2 separate regions of the Homo sapiens genome follow, and region 1 is linked to region 2. Evidence: read pairs that join two places in POLR2A ChIA-PET (ENCODE). Cell type or tissue: OCI-LY7. All regions are shown on one strand.

Region 1 (5,000 bases), 52 kb before region 2:
ATAAACTTGTTCGGTACTGGTTTCTGTATTGTTTTCCTATACTTTGTTGTGGCTTGCAGTTGAGTTTGGCTCTTTTGGAAGCTTGCCTTTAAGCTTTCTTTGTTTGGCATGACTAGAGGAGTCTTTAGACTAGGGCTAATTTAAATTAGCCTACTCTTCACATCTCTGGAGCTCCTTTTATCTAAAGCATTCCTTCCTCTTCCCTCTGCACCACAAATTTAATCTGCCTTGGCTTCCCTGAATTTTGTTCTCTCTCTCCTCAACTCGGTGAGACCACTGGGTGCAGTTTGGATTTTCCCTCCTGTTCTGCAGCATATAGACTGCCTCCAGGCAGCAAGTTGGTGTAAATGTAGGCTCACCTTGCTTGTTGCCCTTTACTCATGGATTGTATTCTTATGCTGTTATATGATGTCTGAAAATCATTATTTCATGTATTTGGATTTCTAGCTGTTTTAGGTGAAACGGTAAATCCAGCCTCTGTGACCTATGATTATGACCTTCTTTCGCTTTGTACTGAGTATTTCAAAGTGAGCCTGCCTATTTGGAAGCACCCTGTTTGTTATTAAGTTTATATATAATTTAAAAAATAACATTTACAGAAATGCCTCAACCAACTTACTGGTTTTTGTCTTGTTTTGTTTTTAGCAACTACCTACAGTCTAGGCCCACATATCTCTTCTTTTAATAGCTAATATTATTGAGTGCTTACTGTATACTAGGCTGTGCCAAGTAAGCACTTAGTCTGCATGATCTCATTTAATACTCATTCCTTTGAGAAAGGAATTTTTATTATAGAATTTGAAGATGAGAAAAACAGGCTCAGAATTATTGTTATTTGCTCAAGATTCCACAGTTAGTAGGACCTGAATTCAAACTCATGTTTAACAAATGAAGGTCATGACCACTACTCAATGCGGCTTTTCACATACATTTCTTTAAGTTATATTTAACTAGCTTTATTGAGATATAATTGACGTACTACATAATTAACCCATTTAAAGCATACAATTCAATGGTCTTATATATTCAGAGTCGTGTAACAATCATTGCAACCAATTTTAGAATAGTTTCATCACCTCAAAAAGAAACCCTGTACCCATTAGCAGTCATCCTCATTTCCCCTAACCACTCCGGCCCTAGGCAACCACTAGTTTGCTGCCTCTCTAGACTTGCCTGCTATGGATATTGTACATTCTGTGGCCTTTTATTGCTTGTGTTTTGATATTGTCGCTAAAAAGTCTTTGTCTAACCAAAGGTCAGAAATAATTTAAATGTTTTCTTCTAAGAGTTTTATAGTTTTAGCTCTTATATTTAAGTCTATGATCCACTTGAGTTAATTTTTGTGTATGGTGTGAAGAAAGGATCCAGCTTCATTCTTTTGAATGTGGATATTCAGTTGTCAACAGCCATTTGTTGAAAGCACTCGTCTGTTTTCCCATTTTCTTGACACCCTTGTCAAAAATCAATAGACCATAAATGTAAGAATATATTTCTGAACTCTCAAGTCCTTTCCATTGCTCTGTGTGCCTATCCTTATACTAGTACCATACTGTCTTGATTACTGTTGCTGTGTTCTAAGTTTTGAAATCGGGAAGTACGAATTGTCCAACTTTGTTCTTCTTTTCCAAGGTTTTTAGTCTGTGGTTGGTCCCTTGAGTATTCATGTGAATTTTAGGATTAGTTTTCGATCTTTTCAAAAAACACAGCTGAGAGTTTTATAAGGATTGTGTTGAATCTGTAAACTAATTCGTTCACGTGCATTTTTAGTAACTATGTTTTTCAGGGTACTTTTGATTTTTCCTCTGGCCCACAGGATCATTTTACAGTCTTTTTATTTTGAGTCAACATATCAGTGGAAGTCTAAAGTAATAATGGCATATGTTTACACAAACCTTTATAGTTTACAATCAGACCATGCATTATTTTATGTAATCTTTGCAACAGGAATTAGTATTTTCATTTTAAGGTGAGGAGCTAAGGTAACATAGCTTCTTGAGGGTATTTCCCACCATACATGCGGCCTAGCTAACATGAGAAAACTTATTTTCCCTTAAAGTCTTAAAGTCCTTTACTTTTTAATTTACCAAAGCTCTATGGTGAGGGTGATTTTTCATTTTATAACTGCCTTCTTAGCATCAGTAGGAATGACATTTAAAATGTTGAGATTTGCATTCTAAATGAAATGACATGGGAGTCTCAGCTGGAGAGACTCTCTCTTGTTCCATAAATTGAAAAATCTCTTTAATTCTTAGTCTCAGAGTGGAAGCCATATGGAGAGAAAGGGCATTTCCTTAGAGAACAGTTAACTGTCAGCTTCTCATTGTCATTTCAAAATGCCAGTTTAAATATGTAAATGAGTCATTACTAAATTTATGCCATTGATTATCGATGACTCTAACTGATGGGAGAAAAAAAGATGGGTAGGTAGAAGGACTCTTTGGACCTATTACTTTTTCAAACATTTGGATCCCTGTCACCTAATAAAGTGAAAAAGTAAATTGAACAAGTTTCTAGATTGACTAATAAGCATTAAATGTTTGTCTGATGTAACTCTCAGTTGAATATTTACTTGTGAAACTGTTGCTTGGAAAATTCTAGATAGATGAGCTTTGTGTTTAATTATTTAAAACATTCACATCAGTGATATACCAGATACTTGAAAGAGCATTTATACTTAATGTTGGTGTTAATTGGGCATCTATTCAATATTATGGCAAGTGACATTGTTTAGTACACCTGTTGTCTATTATTTAAAACATCCACAGGTCCAAATTTGTAGTATAAATGAAGGAAGTGAGAAAGTAGATGGGGTGAAGGGAAGCATTTTCATAACGATGTGGCTGCATTTCCTTTAAATATCAGAATTCTGCATTTATTTATAAAATTTCAGAACTTCTTTCTGAGAAATGAGAAGCTTAACAAAATATTCTACATTAGAGGTTGATGCTTTCAAGAGAGGGCTTTATTTGTTCAATCTTATGTGATGTAGTCTTAAGCTGACTTTACTTCACAGTAATAAACAGGATGAAAGTCACTGATAAAATTGTTGGGGAGGTGTTTCCTCTTCTGAAAATGTGTTGGCAATTTTATATTTATTATAGGCAAAGGATGAAATCAGTGCGGCTTATCCCTCTCTCCCTTTTTGGTTTCCTAAGCTACTTCATCTCTAACCAGGATTATTATCCTAGTATTCTAATCTGCAGGCTTGCCCCCTCCAGGACTCTCGGCACTGACACTGAAGTCATTTTTCTATAACACAGAACTGAGCAGGCAGCTCTTCCTAAAATCCTTCAACAGTTGCCTGTTCCTTACAGATAAGTTCAGACTCCTTCTAGGGGCATTTAATTTAAGGCCCTGCCTGTCTGGCACGGTGACTCCACTCCCCCTCCAGCATTATCTCTTGCTGCATTCCTCTTTCACTGCAGCGTCCCAGGCTGCTCCAAGCATCGGTGCTGTGCACATGCAGCTCCCAGTAAGTGCCTTTCTCTCGCCCTTACCTGTCTGGTGAGCACCCTCTCATTTTTTTCTAGGCTGTTTCCATATAGCTCCTCCCCTCTGGACACTTTCCTGATGCCCTAGTACCTTGCACATACTCCTACACCAGCACTGCTCACACTGGATATTCTCATAGTTTTCATTTCCTTTCTCCCCATACTCAAGGCAGAGACCATGCTTTCTTTTCTTTTGCCTTTGTAACCTCAGTGCCCAACTCTTAATAGAAACACTTCAAATGCTTGATAATTTTTAGAAAAAAGTTTATCAACTTTTTGTCCAATTTAGCTGAGGAGTTTATATTTTGAAAATACATATTAGGTGCATTTTACCTAATCTAAAAGATCAGTGTGACCAAAATTCAGTGCCCCTGCTACTAACTGGTCGTGTAACTTTAGATAAGTCTCACATCACTTTCTAATCAGTATCATTTTCTTCTTCTGGGATTTTTTCTGTCAGCTTTTCAGGCCTGAAATACTTTGATTTTTATGGATTGTAGGTACCAGCTCAGGATTTTAGTGGTAGCATATTCTTATGGAAAGGCATGCTGTTTAAGTTAGTCTCTATTGGGCAGCTGTCTGGTTGTTTATGAACTAACCCTGATAAATCCATAGTTTCTCTTTATTTGTAGTTGTTATTATCCAGTTCCTTTAATTCCATGCAGTAATAGTATTTTCAAAAGCATTGAATTCTTGGTTAGGATTTTTTGTCAATTCCTAAGTGAAGGTTATGAGATGGAGTAAACCTAAAAACTACTCATAATTTTGTATTATAGTTGTTACTGAAAAGTTGATGGACAGTTGCCCACACAGTATTTTGTTTTGTTTTGTTTTGTTTTTGTTTTTGTTTTTGTTTTGAGAAAGGGTCTTGCTCTGTCATCCAGGATAGAGCATAGTAGTGTGATTATAGCCCACAGCAGCCTCACACTCCTGGGCTCAAGTAACCCTCCCGCATCAGGCTTCCAAGTAGCTGGAACTAGAGGCATCCACCCCCATGCCCAGCTAATTTAAACATTTTTTCTAGAGATGGGGTCTTACTGTGTTTCCCAGGCTCGTCTCAAACTCCTGTACTCAAGTGATCCTCCTGTCTTGTCCTCCCAAAGTGCTCGGATTACAGGTGTGAGCCCCTGCACCCAGCCAGTTTTATCTTGACTACTCCAAGGTACATAAAAGTTAGAAAGAGATTCTTAAATTAATATTTTGTAGTCTACTTTTCATAAGCTATCCCTCTATGGTTAGTTACTGGGTAGTCACAGTAAACTAACATTTAGAAGTAATAATATAATAAAAATAAAGGAACTTACCCAATACTAACTTGTATTATGGTAATTTCTATTCTGCTTCTTTCGCCTGCTAGACTGTAAGCATCATGAATGCAACAATGTCTTTGTATCTCTCACACTACCTGACATCATGCGTTGATTAGATGCTAAAGCAACATTGAATGAATGAACCAATAGTTTAATACTACCTTAAGACAAAATACGGTGCTTCACACTCCCAAATAGC
Region 2 (5,000 bases):
ATCCACTTCCACCACCCCCAGCATGGTGAACGAGGTTATACATGGCTTAAGAAGTCAGATAGATACTAGATATTCAAAATCCCTAATGAAAAACAACACTCGTCTGTCCACCTACCCTAGGCCAATTCTTTGTAACACTGATGACGCTTTTAGCTGATTCTTCTCACGTTTGCTTCTATAATTTATAATAATTTGCTTATATTACTGTTTCTTCAAGTTTTCTTCAATTGTAGATATTGTGTATTGATTTTACACCAAGGAATATGTGGATTTAAGGCCTCCCTCCAAATATGCACCCACTTCCCCTTTACCTATTCTCCTAATCATAATGTTTGATTAGATCAATAGTCTCACTTCTTGTCACATAGGAGAGAAATAGAATTGTTTCTTGTTTATGCCACTTTTACTTGGTAATTGGTTATATGCACCCAAGCCCAATATACTGTGTTTCTCTTTCTTGTGAACATCCTCCTTTTGGTGGTGTCCCTCTCCCAGTAGCTTCCTGAGAAGCATATGTGACAGCTAATGTTTTGAGAAATGTCTTGATTCTGCCCTTTCATTTGATTGATTGTTTTACTGGGCATAGAATTTGAGATTAGAAATTGTTTTCTCTTGGAATTTTGAAGTGATTGTTTATCCTAGCACTCAGTATTGCTATGAAAAGTAGGTGCTGTGATTCCCAATCCTTTTATAAGACCTGTTGTTGTTTCTCTTTTTCTCTTCTGAAAGCTTTTGGGATTCTCTCTTTGCCCAATGTTCTGATATTTCATGTCTTTAAAAAAAATTGTTTCTGTGGTCCTTTGTGGACCCTATCTCATGGAAACTGATATTCTTAAGTTCTAGGAAATTTCTTAATTATATGTGTGATAGTTTCCTCCCCTCGGTCTTCTTTGTCATTCTTTCTGTAATTCATCCAATGTAATTTGGATGTCAGATATTGCAAAGTGAGCTTATTTTTTGACCCTTTCTTTCATATTTTCTAGTTCTTTTTTTTTCACTCCTAGCATTGCTGTTCTATTTTCTGGGAGATTTTCTCAATTTTACTTTTCAATTTGTATATTAAAATTTCAGTTTCTGCTTTTAATTTTTAAGAGTTTTTTGTTAATGTTATTCTCTGGGTGTGCTTTCTAATTTTTTAATTTAAAAAAAATTTTTTTGAGATGGAGTCTCACTCTATTACCCAGGCTGGAGTACAATGGCACAATCTCAGCTCACTGTCACCTTTGCCTCCCAGGTTCAAGGAATTCTCCTGCCTAGCCTCCAAGTAGCTGGCATTACAGACACCTGCCACCACACCCAGCTAATTTTTGTATTTTTAGTAGAGATGGTGTTTCACCATGATGGTGAGGCTGGTCTCAAACTCCTAACCTCAAGTGATCCACCCGCCTTGGCCTCCCAAAGTGCTGGGATTACAGGTGTGAGCCATCACACCTGGACTGAGTGTTCTTTTTTAAAACTTATTATTGTTCTGTGAAAATTATGTCATTGTTTAACTATATACTGATGTCCATGATAGGTTTTTGGAAGTTATCTAATCTTCCAGCATTATTTCTGTTTCCTATGAGTTCTTTTTTATATTTTTAATTTTTTTTGTCTCTTTTATATTAGATGCCCTCTTCAAATACCTATTAGTCTTCAGTTGTTCCTGATATTTAAGGGCGAGGCATAACAAAGCTGATTAGAATGTGTGTGTGTGTGTGTGTGTGTGTGTGTGTGTGTGTGTGTGTGTGTGTGTGTAGAGGATGACTTTTTGACCAGTGGGATTAACCGTAGGATGATCTAAGAGGGCTGTTTCACTGAGAGATTCTTCCCTCCCCTTCCTAATACACACAGATATTTTCTTTTGGCCCAGGCAGTATCCCCAGAGGGATGTCCTTCAGTCTGCCATCTGGTTGGTATAAAGCTAGTAGCCAGGGTTGTCAGAGCTGAGTGGAGGAAAAGGGAAAAACAGTTTTACCATTCTCCGTGAGGACTTCGCCTGAATTCCCCAATTTCAGGATGATAACCTTATCCTACGAGTGGTAACCCTGAGTCCAGAAGCAAGTGGGGATCAGCCACTATAGAAAATAAATTAGTTTTCTGCCCGGGTTGAGAAAACTTGACTGTGCCGGGTTGGGGGTGGGAAATAGAGATCTAATGGCTTCTTACACACACCTTCAACTCATTCTCCTGTTATGAACGTCACCTGCATTCACTGGCTCTCCTATTTCTGAGCCTGGCCAATACTTGCTTCAGTCTGGCTTTCTCTGGTGAGCTGATTCCACTCATCTATATGCCTTGTAACTTTTGAAATTTAGTTGTTCTAATCATCACTTCTGTTCTCCTCGTTATTATACCAGTTAATTCTCATTATTCACAGTAATTATGTTCTAGAAAGTTGCAGCAAACACTGAATTCGTAAATATTGAATTGTTGCTTCTAGGGGAAACACAGGGTTAGATTCTTGTGAGCCCAGGATCAACACATAGCTTTGTGTTATGTATAGGTTCTTTTTAAAGACACCCTGTTTAATATAGATTGTTGATTCATTAACATTGAGCTCATGGCCAACAGCACTGTCACTCATGCCTGAACAAAGCTTATCTAACATGTATATTCTTTGCAAGGCACTTAGGAAACCAGACAGCCCTTCAGCACTGTGCTTGGGGGCCACTTTAGACAGCAAAGTTATCAACAAAAAGCACGAAGGTATGAAAAACGTGACACTAAATAGACCATGAAAAGGATGATGTTTACAGTATGAGATCCAGAACAAAGGCAGAGTGTTGCTTTGTTCAGCCTCTGCTGGGAACTTGTGTGTTGGACGACTCAAATTTTTCACCACTCTGACCACATTCACAAATAATTGTGGAAAACACGATGAGTATTGATTTGGGGCTACAAATAAGTTTTACTGAGTAGGCAAGTTTGCAAACACAGAATCCATGAGTCATGGGGATCTCCTGTAGTTTTGTGCTTTTTTATTCTTTTATCCTTTTAGGATGGTTTCAGGAGGCATTGAAAGGGAACAAGGAAAGTAACTAAGTATATTAAATCTACCAAGTATAACTAGAAGTCTCTGTCATCCCAGTCATTTTTTAGAGGATCCACTAATTCCTATTTATCTCCGATGCCATGTCAGATTTCTTCTAGCTCCTCCAGCTCACTCTGCCTCTTACATCCTTTTGCATCTCCACTGGGCTCATCCAGGTCCAGATTCCACGGCTCTTCAAGTCACCCAGGCCTGCTGCAACAAGCTGGGCCATACCTGATAATGCCACAACATCCTGAAGGTTATGTGTAGGTCTTTCCTATATCCTATAATCAATGATGCACTGGAGCTGGCTCGTACTTGCTTGCAAAAGCAAATTGCTAAATTTTCAGGAATTTTGTGAGCCATTATTAAACATAACCATTGTTAAAAACTAAATCATAAAGTCAATTAAAAAGACAAAAATAACTTAAAATTAAATCATAGAAGCTTGTAAACAAATAAATTACATGAACAACAAATATAATAAATGCTCAAACTCATCACTTACTATTTATTTTACTATATTTACAGTTATCCATGCTCTTGGGGCTGTTTATATCTCTTGTATCTGTATGGTGGAATACTGTATCATGGTGTGGTACAGCACATCTCTAATCAGTCTCCTCACTAGATGTGATTTTCAGTGATGTGACAATGATAGCTTCAAATCAACCATGGCCGGAGTGTATTTACCATGGAAATCAGCAAATGCTCCAAATCAAGGCTTTTTCTCCCCAGAGAGCCTATTGTTAAACCTTCACCAACACAGCACTGACTGAATTAACTATAATTTTATTGCTGCTGTTAGGGATTCACTAATTTATATTCTGTCTTCTCTGGCCTTCAAATACCTCAGTAAAAGCTGAAAAAGTGGCAAAAACATTTATATGAAGCAATCTTACTATCATAGTCTTATTTATACTGTCACTAGCATTAGCAATGGAAGGACCCCAGGGAACTGGGAAGTGGTGAAGAAAATAGCAAATCACCCCTGGATCCTAGGAAATTGACTATTTCAAGGACTCCAGAGCCTCATGGAGCGTGGAATTGAGTGAAAATAGAAATTAACTGACAAAGGCAATGGGGAAGGAGTCAGCAGCTAGATCCAAGGATATACATTAGCTCCGTGGATGTTTATTTAGCAGAAATAGTGGGGAAAATGAAGTGAAAACTGGTAGAACAGAGTCACAGGAAGAGAGTCTGGGTCCTTCCTACTGTTGCAGACAGTCTGACCCAGATGAGCGAAAGGGTCTTGTAAATGTGAGCTTGGAAAAGTGAAGTTTTTATAGTTAACAGATGGGGATACAAAAAGTATTGATGCCTTATTAGAATCGTACTGCCTAGGAAAGTCTTAATATGTGTGAATAACAGAGGATGGACCATTAATATGTTATTTCTCTGACCAGTTAGAAATGTTATGAAATTAAAGAGTTTTATTTTCTCTGAGCAGTAAGTCTAGGGAAGTTTGCTGAAATAATTATTCCAGGAAAATCCAGTGGGGGTAAAGGTCATATTTAAAATTCTTTTGCAGAGGCCGGGTGCAGTGGCTCACACCTGTAATCCCAGCACTTTGGGAGTCCAGGCGGGCAGATCACATGAGGTCAGGAGTTCAGGACCAGCCTGAACAACCTGGAGAAACCCCGTTTCTACTAAAAAATACAAAAATTAGCTGGGCATGGTGGCGCGTGCCTGTAGTCTCAGCTACTTGAGGAGGCTGAGGCAGGAGACTCGCTTGAACCTGGGAGACAGAGGTTGCAGTGAGCTGATATCGTGCCACTGTACTCCAGCCTAGGCAACAGAGTGAGACTCCATCTCAAAAAAAAAATAAATAAATAAAATTCTTTTGCGGAATTTCCACTAATTGTAAACTTTTATAAAGTTCAAATTACTGATTTATAATGTAAAGTCAGTGAGTATTTTAGAAGCTTGAATATATTATATTTAACATTAGTGCTTAGAATCCTTTGATTCCAAATAGCAAAAAGAG

What was found. Peaks named below come from ENCODE experiments on the same cell type or tissue, not always from the same donor. Only the 100,000 strongest peaks of a DNase experiment are listed, where the experiment ranks them.
Region 1: POLR2A ChIA-PET joins it to region 2 with 7 read pairs; 3 of 35 experiments call an interaction of 5 or more read pairs at or near these places.

What each region holds. Positions count from the first base shown.
Region 1 is chr5:113,472,872-113,477,871 of GRCh38, reverse strand. The region is part of intron 1 of MCC (MCC regulator of Wnt signaling pathway); the gene reads left to right. Among named protein-coding and RNA genes, the nearest start is that of MCC, 13 kb to the left of the region's middle. In OCI-LY7, no CTCF peak of the experiment used is centred here; no DNase peak of the experiment used is centred here; H3K4me3 peaks cover 1,240 bases; H3K27ac peaks cover 1,435 bases.
Region 2 is chr5:113,420,870-113,425,869 of GRCh38, reverse strand. The region is part of intron 1 of MCC (MCC regulator of Wnt signaling pathway); the gene reads left to right. The region is part of intron 1 of LOC107986366 (a long non-coding RNA gene); the gene reads right to left. Among named protein-coding and RNA genes, the nearest start is that of TSSK1B, 12 kb to the left of the region's middle. In OCI-LY7, no CTCF peak of the experiment used is centred here; no DNase peak of the experiment used is centred here.